2 separate regions of the Homo sapiens genome follow, and region 1 is linked to region 2. Evidence: chromatin contacts called from ENCODE Hi-C or POLR2A ChIA-PET data. All regions are on one chromosome and are shown on one strand. Each heading gives the region's core, a stretch centred on a gene start or an enhancer-like site at or near the end of the contact. The rest is flanking DNA. Distances are from core to core; before and after follow the strand shown.

Region 1 (6,289 bases), core at 2,557-5,056, 190 kb before region 2:
CAGAGGAATAAACAGTCACACAAAATCTTGCAACATGACATTTATTGAACTTTACTTACCTTCCCCAAATTCATTTAAAATGACCGCTACTCTTTTACTATGTTGCTCTGTCAAAATATAGTTCAGAAGTGTTGTCTTCCCAGCACCTATAAAACATATTTTTTGTAAATAAAAAAATTCAAAATAATTTTAAAGATACAAAAAACATATAAAGAATCCTAACGTTTTTGAGAATTTGCGTGCTATTTTTCATATATTATTTTAGTATAGAATATCCTAGAGGATAAGATTAAAGCATCCTTTGAAACCTGTTGCAAAATACTTTATGTAGACATAAAATTTTATAAATATTTACAAACACTCCTACAAGTTGAAACAGTTTCTTCAACCTAGCCTAACCTTCCCTAAAATTTACACACAATCTTTTATTTATAATGACCTTTTATTTCAACATTAACAAGACGCAACTTCAGGCTGACTATATGGCTACTTATAGTATGCTTTAAACAATCTATAAAAGTTTTTATGAAATGGGGAATAGAGCCAGGTAGTGTCAACAATGGACAGAATGTTCAGTAAGATAAATTCATAAAGCTATACCAACTTTATCCAGCAGGTGGCATATAAAACCCAATATGTCAATCTCCAGTAGAAAAAAAATAGTCTTGTGAACCGTACACACTAAAATTCATAGAGGAAAAAAAGAAAATCCTAACTGCATAGTATTGTAGTTCAATTGTATGACTATATCATTTCTTTATCTTTTTTTTTTGTTGGACATTTGGTTTGTTTCCAGTGTTTTACTATTACAGTGCTGCTAAAAACTTTTACATGTAGGCTATACATGTCTTCTGAAATACATTAAGTTTTCTAGTATATAACTAGGAAGATTTTACAGAGTATTAGGGTATTAATATCTTTTAGGTCATATTCCTTTCAAAGCTTTTTAAGAGATGAAGGCTTATATTTAGAGTACTTTAGGAAGCTCAACATCACAAAAATATGAAGTATAGAATGGGAGAGACTTAGGGCAATGAGGAAAATCTTAAAACCAGTCCAAGCCTGAGACAGAGGCCCTGAACATGAGTGTTTCACAGGGCAGTGATGTGAAAACTGAAAGGAAAGGGTGAATGTAAGAAATCTTCTAAGAGAAGATTTACTAGGGCTTTTTAACCATATTATGAAAAAAAAAACACTTTAAGACATAGCTCATTCATTCGAAGGTTTCTAATACGTTACAGATTTATGCTGAGCCTTGGTGAAAAAGTGAACAAGATAGTCTCTGCCTTCATAGAGCTTAGAAATATTAAGGGGGCCGGGCGCGGTGGCTCACGCCTGTAATCCCAGCACTTTGGGAGGCCGAGGCGGGCGGATCACGAGGTCAGGAGATCGAGACCATCCCGGCTAAAACGGTGAAACCCCGTCTCTACTAAAAATACAAAAAATTAGCCGGGCGTAGTGGCGGGCGCCTGTAGTCCCAGCTACTTGGGAGGCTGAGGCAGGAGAATGGCGTGAACCCGGCAGGCGGAGCTTGCAGTGAGCCGAGATCCCGCCACTGCACTCCAGCCTGGGCGACAGAGCGAGACTCCGTCTCAAAAAAAAAAAAAAAAAAAAAAAAAAAATTAAGGGAAGGGGGGAATGGAGGGGAATTCAGTGAATAAGGAGGCAATTATGTCACAGGGTGACATATTCAATAGGAGATGCACAAAATGCTATGGAGAACCTAAGAGGGACATCTAGCCAGAGGAGTCACAGTAAAAAAGTACCTATTCCAAGGGGCTAAAACACTTGGCACCTTTGAAGTAACATTAGTTCATTGTGCGGGGCCAATTTGGCAGGCTGGAAAGGTTGGCAAGATCCAGATGCTACAGGTCCTTGTAATTCATGTTAAGGAATTTGGATTTTAACCCATAGGGATGCCACTGAAAGGTGTGACGCAGTCGGATTGACATTTATAAAGATCATTAAGGCTAACATGCAACGAATAAATTAAAGGGCAGCAAGACTCCAGATTAGTCAGGAGGCTTTTAGAGTATTACAAATGGTTGGGATCACAGAAGCAGGATTTGGGGGGATGGTAACAGACGAAGTTTCAGACATGTTAAGTTTTAAGTTGTAGGACATCAAAATAGAAATTACACAGGTGTGTAGCTAAAGATGGACAAAGGGGGAAGGAGGAGGGAGCCTTAAAAAGAAGCCAGAGAAGCAGGTGGAAAAATCAGAAGAAAAATGTAATAGAAGCCAAAAGAACAGTGTTTCAGAAAGGGAAAATGGTCAGGGATAGGAGTGAAACTATCCCTAGATTCAGCAACAAGGTTGCTGGTATTAATTCTCACTCCTGAGCTTCAGATCATTTTCTCCAGTGATCTACTGACCTACCAGTGAGCAATACGGGAAAGGCCCGAGCGGCACGTTTGAAATACATTGTTTTGGACAAGAAATTTGTTCATCTTCTCAGCAGAGCAGCCTCTGAATAACTGTGGGGAAACGCCAAAAATAAATTCCTTTATAAAATTACTTCCGAGCAAAAAACGGGAATAAACTTACAGTCTACAAAGTTTTTTAAAAAACAAAAGCAGTTATTTCTTATTTTTACATAAAAGGTCACGAAGTGGCCCAAGTCTGTACCTGTCTCTAGCAACAACTAGGAATATTATTTCCCGGAAACAGTATCATTTTATTTACATTTCTTAACTTTTTCCAAACTTCTAATACAGTCATATATTTGTTCTAGCCCTTCTATTTAACTGTAAGGTTTAAAAATATATTTCTCAAACTTTTCCAGTAAGAAACTTCTAGTGTAAGTGCATAAACCGCCCTTCACGAAACTACCAAGTTCACAAACTTGTGGTTTCGAGTATCCCTGTACACTCTAAACGTTCTTAGTTTGAGAAATAGTCTTGGAGGACAGAGATTTTATTCTTACTTCCTACGCAGTGGTTTACAAACAGACCTCAAAAAAAAAGTGTTTAAGATAGGAGCGCTCCCTGCCAACTGGCTGGAGGACTTTGGCTCGTGGGGAAGGGGAATCTACTGACGAAAGCCCCACGTGTCGGGCATTTTACAGACGGGACATCCTTTAATGGCAACAGGTAGGTGGTTCCGGCCCTGTTTCACAGGTGACAGGTATTTCTCCATTTTCAGGTGAGGTAGATGAGCGTCAGGAAGGTAAGATAACTTGGTAGGAGGTCACAGAGACAATCAGGGGGGCGTGTCTTAGCGTCAAAGCCTTGTTTCAAAGGCTAACTTTCCATCTCACTTGAGAAATGGGAATCTAACGCAGAGGGGGCCGGGCATCATTAACTCCCAAGATGAGAGGCAACCCATACGAGAAGCAAGTGACCCAGCCCCTACCTCGAAGACATTTGCTCTTGATCATGAGGCCCCAATGCCTCAGGAGAAGAGGCACCGGCAGCCCGCAAAATCCCATGACACCAGAGGTCACGCCATTTTGTGACTGGGATGGTTAGTTACCTAAATACCCGGTGATAATTGTGACTGGGATCTTGGCGCCGAGGCCAGACTTTTCCTCCTCCTCGCTTTGCGTCGTCTCCATGGGAACCAATTCAGGACAATCCTCCTCCGCAGGATCCTCCTCCTCATCCGCAGATCCAACAGCCGGTAACATTCCGGCCTACAGCACGTCCCTACCTCAGCTGAACCGCTGGGACCAACACGCCGTACCGCAGCCGCGCACGCCCAGCACGCCACTCCCGGCCTGCCCGGGGCCTGACGTCATCACATCGCGACGCTCGCTGATCCCGCCCGGATTACCTGGGCTCTGGACGAGAAGCGCCTCGTCCCTTAGCCACACCCCCCGGGGAGGTGGGCTCTCCCCGACGACAGCTGGACACGCCCCTGGGCGTGTTCTGTGAACCTGAGCGACGCTGCGGAGAGTCCTTAGGGCGCACTAACCACCTGTCTGAAGGTGTCACTGGCGCCTAGAGCCTTAATAAGCTACTGGCTGTAGGTAGAGCTGAGGCCAGCCTGCTGGAAATCTGGAGTGGGTAGCCTGACCTAACCAGTTCCCACAGGGCATAGATTTTATCAACTTGATTTTTTAGTCTCGTTAAAAGAAAAAGTTTTAATTCATAGGGGAAAGAATGGAAGGTTATAACATTACAATTTTAATTGTAATTTTTATACCTGAAGGATAACCAGTGACAATTTTTTCTTTTTTTATTATTACATATTATATATGTAATTCCAAATTTTTAGTATTCATGCATCACTTTTATTTACTTTTTTCTCATTATTTATTTGGACCTCAGGTAACCTAAGTTCATTAATCGTATTTGCTGGTGCATGACACTCTCATCACTAATCCATAGATAGCCCTTCTTTCTAATATAAATTTATAGTGAACTCCTTTGACCTCATTCCTAACCTAAAAGCATTACCAGTAAGTTACACGTACCTATGTGCACCGCCCCTGCTTCCAATCCACAGCCTGCCCCATAAGATAGTAACAACAGTCATGAATTGGTTCTGGATTGCTGATCATTCCCTTTTAGTTTTATCACATATCCCACGTATGTACTTACAGAATATGTTGTTTAATTTTGGGTGTTTTTGAGCTTCATAAAATTATCCATATAATATATAAACTCCTGAGGCTTGCTATATTTTTCAGCATCACTGCTGTCTTGTATTCTATTGTGTGGCTACACGGCAATTTATTCATTTCCTCTCAATTGTTCCAGGTTTTGCTCTTATGAACAGGGCTGCTATGAACATTTTTCCTGACATATGTGTGTGCAACTTCCTCTTGAGTGTCTGTGTAAGAGCTGAATTGCTGGGTCCTAGATTATTCAAATGTTTTACTTCACAAGAAAATGCACAATTATTTTTCAAAATGTTTGTACAAATTGATACATTTTCCCAGCAAATTATAAGAGATCTCATTGGTCTGTTATGTCAATATTATCAGGCATGCATTTTTCACCAATCAATTGAGTACAAAAGAAGACTTCATTGTGATCTTCATTTGCATTTCCTTGATTACTAACAAGGTTGAGAATCTTTTCATGTGTTTTGGCAATATTTAATTCTTAGAATGACCCTGTAGAGTGTTATCCCTCTTTCAAACATGAGGCACCAAGAGTTAAGTTACTTGTCCAGGTTAGGTCATAAAAATCTATCTGATGCACAAGTAGAATGTTTTACTACTATCCTGATGCCAAATAAAAGGTTGACTTTTCCTTCCTTCTCTGAAATTCCCCATATAATATACTGTGTGTATTCCATTAGTTCTACTGATAAGGACATATAACTTGAAAGTATTTATCACGCCTTTTGCAGAACACAGTTAAGACAGAGGGTTTATATTTGTGCAAATGAGTATATTATATTCACACATACACTCGGTCTGAGAAATCAGGTCTTGAATGCTTTGCCAGCTTTGACAATGTAACCATGAACCAGCTGAGGAAGAAATAAGGCAAATACCTTAGGCATGGTGGTTCAGTTCACTTTATTCTACCAAAGGAGAGAAGCTGTGATGGGTAGCCCAAAATAGATAGCTTACGCCCTAAACACAATGGTTCATAAGCTTTTTCGTTTCAGGAATGCTATGAAGTATTGATTTTTTTGGCAACCTAAGGGAAGGAGTAACATTGCACCCACAGGCATCACACTATTTGCTTGATGTCCCTTCAGCACTGCATTACTGCCTGAATAGCAGCTATTACAGCCCTCACCACGTTCTTTGACATATTTTTTAAAGTACATTCTTGTGGGTTCCCAATATGGCACTGGCTGAATGTTATACTAAAATCCCTCTTTCTGTGTTTTGAGACAGGGTCTCACTCTGTCGCCCAGCATGGATTGCATTGGCACGATCACAGCTCACTGCAGTCCTAAACTCCTGGGCTCAGGTGATCCTCCCATCTCAGCCTCCCAAGTAGCTGGGACTCCAGTCATATGCCATTATATCTGGCTAATTTTTCTTTTTCTTTTTGGTAGAGACAGGGTCTCACTATGTTGTCCAGTCTGGTCTAAAGTCTCATCTCTAACAATGAGCAACCTGTAACTTATGAGGCCAGCTCAGTCAAGTTGACCAAATAGCATTGTTGTAACAGTATGTAGCCTCAGTGAGAGCAAAATAAGTTTTACACATTGGCCAAAAATTAAATGCACCACAAATATCTATCAACTGATAGACAACCAAAATGTGACAAATGGATAAACAAAATATGATCTATCCGTACAATGGAAAATTATTTGGCAATAAACAGGAAAAAGGACTGATACCTGCTACAACATGAACCAATCTTGAAAACATTATGGT
Region 2 (6,562 bases), core at 1,529-4,028:
GCCATTGCCACTTTAGGACTGGGCAGAGCCGCAAAAGATAAAGCAAAAGGATAAAGAGGAAAGTACTGAAGCATGGGATTTGGGGGTCCCACCATGCAGAATCATGGGAATCCATGCAACAACCATAACCAATGTAAACCATTTTTCTATCACTTGTATATAAGAAAACACTAATTACAGTAGACAAAGACAGGGCCCCTGCCTTTGAGTAACTCATAAAGAAACTCAAATAGAGAAAGTTACTGTTCAATGCAGTCAGTGCTATGATAGGAATTTGTGCAAAGGACTATAGGAACATGGAGAAAGGATTTCCACATCTTAAGGGTTTGGATATTGGTGCATATAACAAGAATTTTGGTCAATAAGTGTCTCTGTTTTCTTTCTGCCATCCCAACTACTCAGAGCTCTATAAAGGATGAAGAAATTACCAACAAAGTCCTAAGACCTCCCTGAATGGTCACTTTTCAAAAGGATATGTTTCTGGACAGCAAGCTTCACCTAGACCTTTGCTGAGCTCCAATCCCTTTACTGTACGATAAGTCCTCTCTGACCCCAGGAAAGCTTGCATTTCCCGTCTGAGTACCTTTCACTCAGGAACCTGCTTGCATCCGGCCAGGCGGTCTTGTCTTCCTCCCCCATACCCACCCCACCTCCCCACTCACAATCCTCCAGACATACAAAGAGTCTTTGCTTATGAGGCTTCAAACCTCTTCCTGGGCCACACCTTCCCCCCTCACCCCACTTCCCGCCCAACCAGGAGGCTCCTACTCATTTTTGGCTTCCGGCCTCAAAGCCCACCCCACCTGCAGCTGCATGAAGAGGTGGTCAGCACAGTGGGCGCCAATCGTCCCCCCAACCCCAGTGCAGGAAGGAAGTCTGCACCCACCTCTGGGCATTTGGTGGTGACTCACCCAGAAGAGTCCACTCCCCCACACCGGACACAGGAAAGACAAAGGTCTTTCCATTGCAGAGACTCAGCTTAAAACTTCAAACCATAGGGGCCATCTCCATCTGCAGCCAGCAGGCTCTTTCCAAATTCTCTTTCCTGCCTGTCCTACAGCCACACTAAATGTCTTTCAATTTCTTGAAGGCACCAAGACTTTATGCATGGATTTCTTTCCCCCTGAAGAAAATTCTTCACCTAGTTACCTCCTAGATACTCTTCCTTGCAGCTTCCCTCTAACCACTTACGGGTCTCCCCAAGCACCTGGACTTATATCCTTCAAGAAAGATAACCATTAACATGGTGATTCCTAATGTGTCTTATCATATCCCCCAAAAGGTTCGAAGTTCCTTGAAGGCCAGGATTCTTGTCTTGTTCAAGGTTGTATTCCCAGTGCTTTGTACCTGAGTCATGATAGGCACTTGGTCAATGTCTTGAGTTGAAAAGAAATGAAAACCATAATATACAAACAATCATTATTATTGTCAGAAGAATGTTGGAGGAGTATGAAGAGTTATTCTCTTACGCTTAATTTACCAGCCATCACCTGGCCTAAACCAGTGGTTTTCAAAGTGTGACCCTGGCCTAGCAGCATTAGCACCATGTGGAAACTTCTTAGAAACATAAATTCTTAGTTCAATCCCAGACCTACTGATTCAGAAACTTAGGGCATTGTGCTCAGTACTCTGTATTTTAATAACCCTCACTGCCAAGTGATTCTGATGCACACTGAAGTTTGAGAAAACACTCCCTAGTCCTAGTCCTACTCCCAAGATTGGGTCATAACATTCAACCATGGGAATATTACAAATTAGAAAAACGTTACATTTATAGCAAGATTTGTTTATCTAAATAAACACTTCTCCATCCTGGTCCCCCTATCTTCTTTTTTTTTTTTTTTTTTGAGATGGAGTCTTGCTCTGTCACCCAGGCTGGAGTGCAGTGGTGTGATCTTGGCTCACTGCAAGCTCTGCCTTGCGGGTTCATGCCATTCTCCTGCCTCAGCCTCCTGAGTAGCTGGGACTACAGGCGTCTGCCACCATGCCCGGCTAATTTTTGGTATTTTTAGTAGAGACGGGGTTTCACCATGTTAGCCAGGATGGTCTGGATCTCCTGACCTCGTGATCCACCCACCTCGGCCTCCCAAAGTGCTGGGATTACAGGCGTGAGCCACCACACCCAGCCCCCCTATCTTCTTATAGGGGTTTAAGTCAGCAGCAGGCATAAGTTTTGTTAAGCTCCATTCGATAGATAAAAACACTAAGGTTGAAAAAAAAACCCACTTTCTCAAATGATAAGACTAAAACAGGCAGTGTCAAAGAAGGGATCAGGCCCAAGACTCTTTCCACAGTAACACAAAGTCATTCAGAAGACAGTCAAATAAAATAAGCACCAGAGAATTCACCGTTTAGGGGCCAGAAATGTGAATGCATCTTTCCCAGCACTACAATGCTTGCTGATAACGGTAAATAACCTCTCAGGTGGCTTCCTGAGGGTTTGGGTTTCTAAGGATGCGAGTCAGTCCTTCATAATAATTAAGAGCAATGTCCCACACAACTTACAGCGTCGTTTTCTTTTTTTAAAAAAAAGGCACAATACCCAATTCATGCCACCCCAGAATGGCATTTTTTTTAAACCTGCTTCACATTTGTAGAGGTGAAGAACCTCCACCTCTAAGAAACCTTGCTTTCAGATATAGAGGTCCCAGCCTAAACACCTAGGTTTGGGTGGATACGGCCCGGAAACTTCTGGAAAATGAGGACAAAGCTGGACTGCTGAAGGTCTTGTCTGTGTTTGGGTGGCTGTCTGGCGCCCCCTTGTGTTCAGTGCCTGGACCCAAAAGAGCCGGAAGGCAACAATGATGCAGTGAGGGCAAATGGCTACAGCAATTCACAAATGGCACTCTGGCCAGTGAGGACCAGAGGAATGGGCTTAGGACTGGGCAAAGGCCCCTCTGCCCACCATCTGGGCTCTCCTGAAGGCCCTCCAAGCACTCTTCCAGCCCTAGTGGAGAAGCAGTCACTAGGAAGACTTGCCTGGACAGGCATAGGTGGAAGCTGTGCCCAAGCTCACCCGTTGTGTCCACCAGGAAGATGGGTCATTGCATCCTTCTTGCTGGGTGTTTGGCCAGAGGGCTTTTCCTCCTGACTTACTGCCCAGGGCAGAGGCTTAGAGCACCCCCACCTCCCTTTTTTTTCTTTTTTTTGACGGAATTTCGCTCTTGTTGCCCAGGCTGGAGTGCAATGATGCGATCTGGGATCATCACAACCTCCACCTCCCAGGTTCAAGCAATTCTCCTGCCTCAGCCTCCCGAGTAGCTGGGATTACAGGCATGTGCCACCATGCCCAGCTAGTTTTTTTTTTTTGTACTTTTAGTAGAGATGGGGTTTCACCATGTTGGTCAGGCTGGTCTCGAACTCCTGACCTCAGGTGATCCGCCCGCCTCAGCCTCCCAAAGTGCTGGGATTACAGATGTCAGCCACTGCACCTGGCCCCCACCCCCTTTATTAAAGGGAAATTGAGTGTTCTGCTGAAGACAGCTTGGGCCCCTGAGGAGACATTGCAAGGCAGTTCTGAATGTGCTAAGTCAGTGGGTGATAATGGGCACTGTGTGCCCAGCAAAGGCACTTCCCACCCTCGGCCATAAACAGTCTTTAACTGGTTCACACAGAAGGCTGGGGTTGGCTCTTCCTTCTCACCTGCCTGCTCCCTGACTCCCACACTGCAGGGCTCTACCTTCCCAGTCATATCACCAAATCCTGCCCTTGGTGTGAAAAAGACCATGGCATGTTCAGCACAAAACAGCAGAGCCAATGACAAGCATCCAGGCATAGCTCTAGCCCCAGAACAGGGCTCCCCTCAAGGAGCAGCCCTGATCTGAGCCTTAAATTCTGGATGGATCTCAGCTCCTCCTCATATAAGCTGAGTTAGACAAGTCATATAAATCAGAGCACTAAAACTCTCTGAGCCCCAGTCTCCTCATGAGAAAAATGGAAATCTCGGCCCTGAAATTAGCCCAGTATGGCTCTAGGTACTATAGAGTTGAATATGTTGGAAAATCTAACAGACAAGTATCCTCTTGCCTCTGAGTCTTTGCACATTCTGTTCCCACTGCCTGGAACAGTTTTCTCCCCTCTCTCCCTCACTTGGCTAGTACCTGTTTATCTTCAGTCTCAGCTTAGACCTCCTCAGGAACCCTTCTGTGTTTCCTTGAGCCAAGTCAAGTTCCCCTCCAGTGGTTCCCATAACTCTCTGCATGTCACCAGTCCCAAAAGTGGTCACAAAATATGTTAACTGGCTGTTTGCTGGTCTAGGACCTCACTGTAATAAACCCCATGAGGGAAGAATAGGGATCATGTCTGCCTTATTCACCTTGGCATCATCAGGGACCTGTGCAGTGCGTGGCACATAGTTAGCACTCAATACAAATGGATTTGACTGGATAGATGGGCTCAGAATGAAACACAGGCTGGGGCCAGAGAGCAGAGGCCAAGTCAGGAAAGCAGCTAAGGGAACGTGTACACACATCCATGACGTGGATAGATTCCCACAGTGGCCTGTAGCCCCTGTGTCAGTCCTGGAACCCAGTGCTATCTATGCCTGTGAGGACCCTGCACCAGGTCCCTGCTGCTCTGGCCTATTAGAGAAAGAAGGAACCTTGGGGGTCATTCAGGCCAGAAGTCCACAGACAGAGCTCAGGCCTTCTCTGCCCAAGCTCTACCAGAGAGTTTCTGCTTTTATTCTTTTGTATTTTTTTTTCTCAATGAGGTAGTGTTTTAAAATCTGGTTCCATGAGGAGAAGGAGAAAGGTGAAAATCACCTGTGCCGTCATTTTACAAAAGGAAAAGAGACTCTCAGAAGAGAAGGGGTTTTCCCCAAGGTCAAACGGCTCAGTATTGGTATGGGAAGACCCCACATCCTCAATTCCTTACACACTTTTCAGAGGGAGGGAAGAAAATAGGGGATTGTGATTTGGAGTGAAGGGCTGAGTCTGCCTGAAGAGTCCCCAAGCCCAAGGTGCTCCTGTGACACCATCCCATCGTGGGGGATGAGCATCACATACCATTTGTGCCAGCATCTTGGGAGTGAGAACTGGGGAAGGGGTGCAGAGGGGCCCACAGGGCCTGGCCGTGGGATTTCATGGTCACAGTCAAACACACACACACACACCAGCACCTGTACTCATAGCTAATCCCCACCCAAACTCCTACCTGACCCTGACAGCTGTCCCTGGGAATATTGTCTCCTTAGGCCATGGAGGGCTGAACCAGCTGGGAGGGGCCTTTGTGAATGGCAGACCTCTGCCGGAAGTGGTCCGCCAGCGCATCGTAGACCTGGCCCACCAGGGTGTAAGGCCCTGCGACATCTCTCGCCAGCTCCGCGTCAGCCATGGCTGCGTCAGCAAGATCCTTGGCAGGTAAGCACGAAATTCACCGCAGGCCGCCTTCCCCGCAGGGCTTGACTTCTCCAGCTGATCTCAGGGCAGCTAGAGAATTCCCCTCCCAGGGAACGGGGATTTGCTCCCAATGTCCAGCTTTGGTCCTGAGACCTGAACAGTTATGGTGGTCCTTCTGGGCCTCTACCCAGCCACTATTTTTCTACTGTTTTCTTGCCCTTCCTTCTTTCTTTGTCCATTTATCCTTCTTTTAGTTTCTCCCTCTCCCTTCTTCTCTTTTGCTCCATGTCTCATTAGCTATAGGCTTCTCTCCTGCTAAGGCAAGAGAATCTTCCCCCAAGGTCCTCCTCCTACCGAGACCTAGGGAAATTAGGCCACTAGGGAGGGGACACACAGATGAGCTCCCAAGGTCTAACCCCTAAAAGAGTGATATCTGAGTTTGTGCTTCTCAAACCATAATTCCCCAAGACCCCAGATCAGTGCTTCATAGCCCTGGTAGCACATTACAGTCACCAGGGGAAGCCTGATTTTTAAATAGCAATACTGTTTATGCCCCAGGGCAGACCAATTAAATCCGAACTTTAGGGAAATAGGCGCAAGTTTTGGCATATAACTCCCCAGCCCATCCGCCCCCAGCAAGTGACTCTAATTCTCTGCAGCCAGGGTTGAGAACCACTGACCCAAAGATTCAGAAGAGACCAGGAGCAGCAAAGGCCTGCTTCTGAGCTGATGCAGTCACAGATTCCAGTCTGCAAAGCCACTTCCATTAAAAATGCCTCTGTGCCACAGCTTCCAGTCAGCTCTGTGTACGTGTGCCTGTCCCCCTGCTCTGACCCTTAGGTGGATTTAGGAGGAGCCCTGGTTGGACAAGGTAAAGGGACCTGGACTGTTCTTTGAACCGTGAAAAGCCCTGGCTCCCCTCCTGAAGTAGTTAGGGAAAGGCATGATCCTTTGCTGGGCTAGGGAGAGGGGATTCCTGTGATGGGTTGTGGTGTCCCAGAAGAGATGAGTCCTGGATGGAAGTAACAGATGAATGGAGTTTTAAAGAGCTAGATTCTTTTTCATGCAGATGAGAGCAGAGAGTTTCTACAACAAGAAGAGGAGGATATGCTGACACAGGCGGTTGATCTGCCAAAGCAACTAGTTGGAGGATAGAGGGAGGGGAAGGGTGGAGGCCCCAGAAGAGGAGGCTCAGCTTAACAAGTTGGACCTGGCTGGGGATC

Evidence for each region. A loop is a pair of places that touch in the nucleus more often than their neighbours do. ChIA-PET counts read pairs that join two places held with the same protein, here RNA polymerase II (POLR2A). Pooled maps may share reads with other maps.
Region 1: a map with no recorded cell type shows a loop between it and region 2 (19-fold over the local background). The contact joins the promoter of ZNG1B here to the enhancer-like site in region 2. A Hi-C loop is called at or near these places in 4 of 37 single-sample maps with no recorded cell type and 7 of 50 pooled maps. POLR2A ChIA-PET finds 5 or more read pairs at or near these places in 2 of 52 experiments (A549 and activated naive CD4-positive, alpha-beta T cell).

What each region holds. Positions count from the first base shown.
Region 1 is chr2:113,435,208-113,441,496 of GRCh38, reverse strand. ZNG1B (Zn regulated GTPase metalloprotein activator 1B) reads right to left here and starts at 3,806. Exons shown (of 15, transcript NM_172003.3): 1 at 3,475-3,806; 2 at 60-146. The coding sequence starts at 3,628. RefSeq lists enhancers at 3,710-3,759, 3,850-3,899, 3,920-3,979.
Region 2 is chr2:113,245,552-113,252,113 of GRCh38, reverse strand. It overlaps PAX8 (paired box 8), which reads left to right. Exons shown (of 12, transcript NM_003466.4): 3 at 5,195-5,360. PAX8-AS1 (PAX8 antisense RNA 1) reads right to left here. Exons shown (of 6, transcript NR_015377.2): 2 at 1,208-1,347. Among named protein-coding and RNA genes, the nearest start is that of PAX8-AS1, 13 kb to the right of the region's middle. Within about 2 kb of position 2,778, at least 2 of the 41 ENCODE cell types and tissues checked have a DNase peak (open chromatin) inside an H3K27ac peak, as active enhancers do.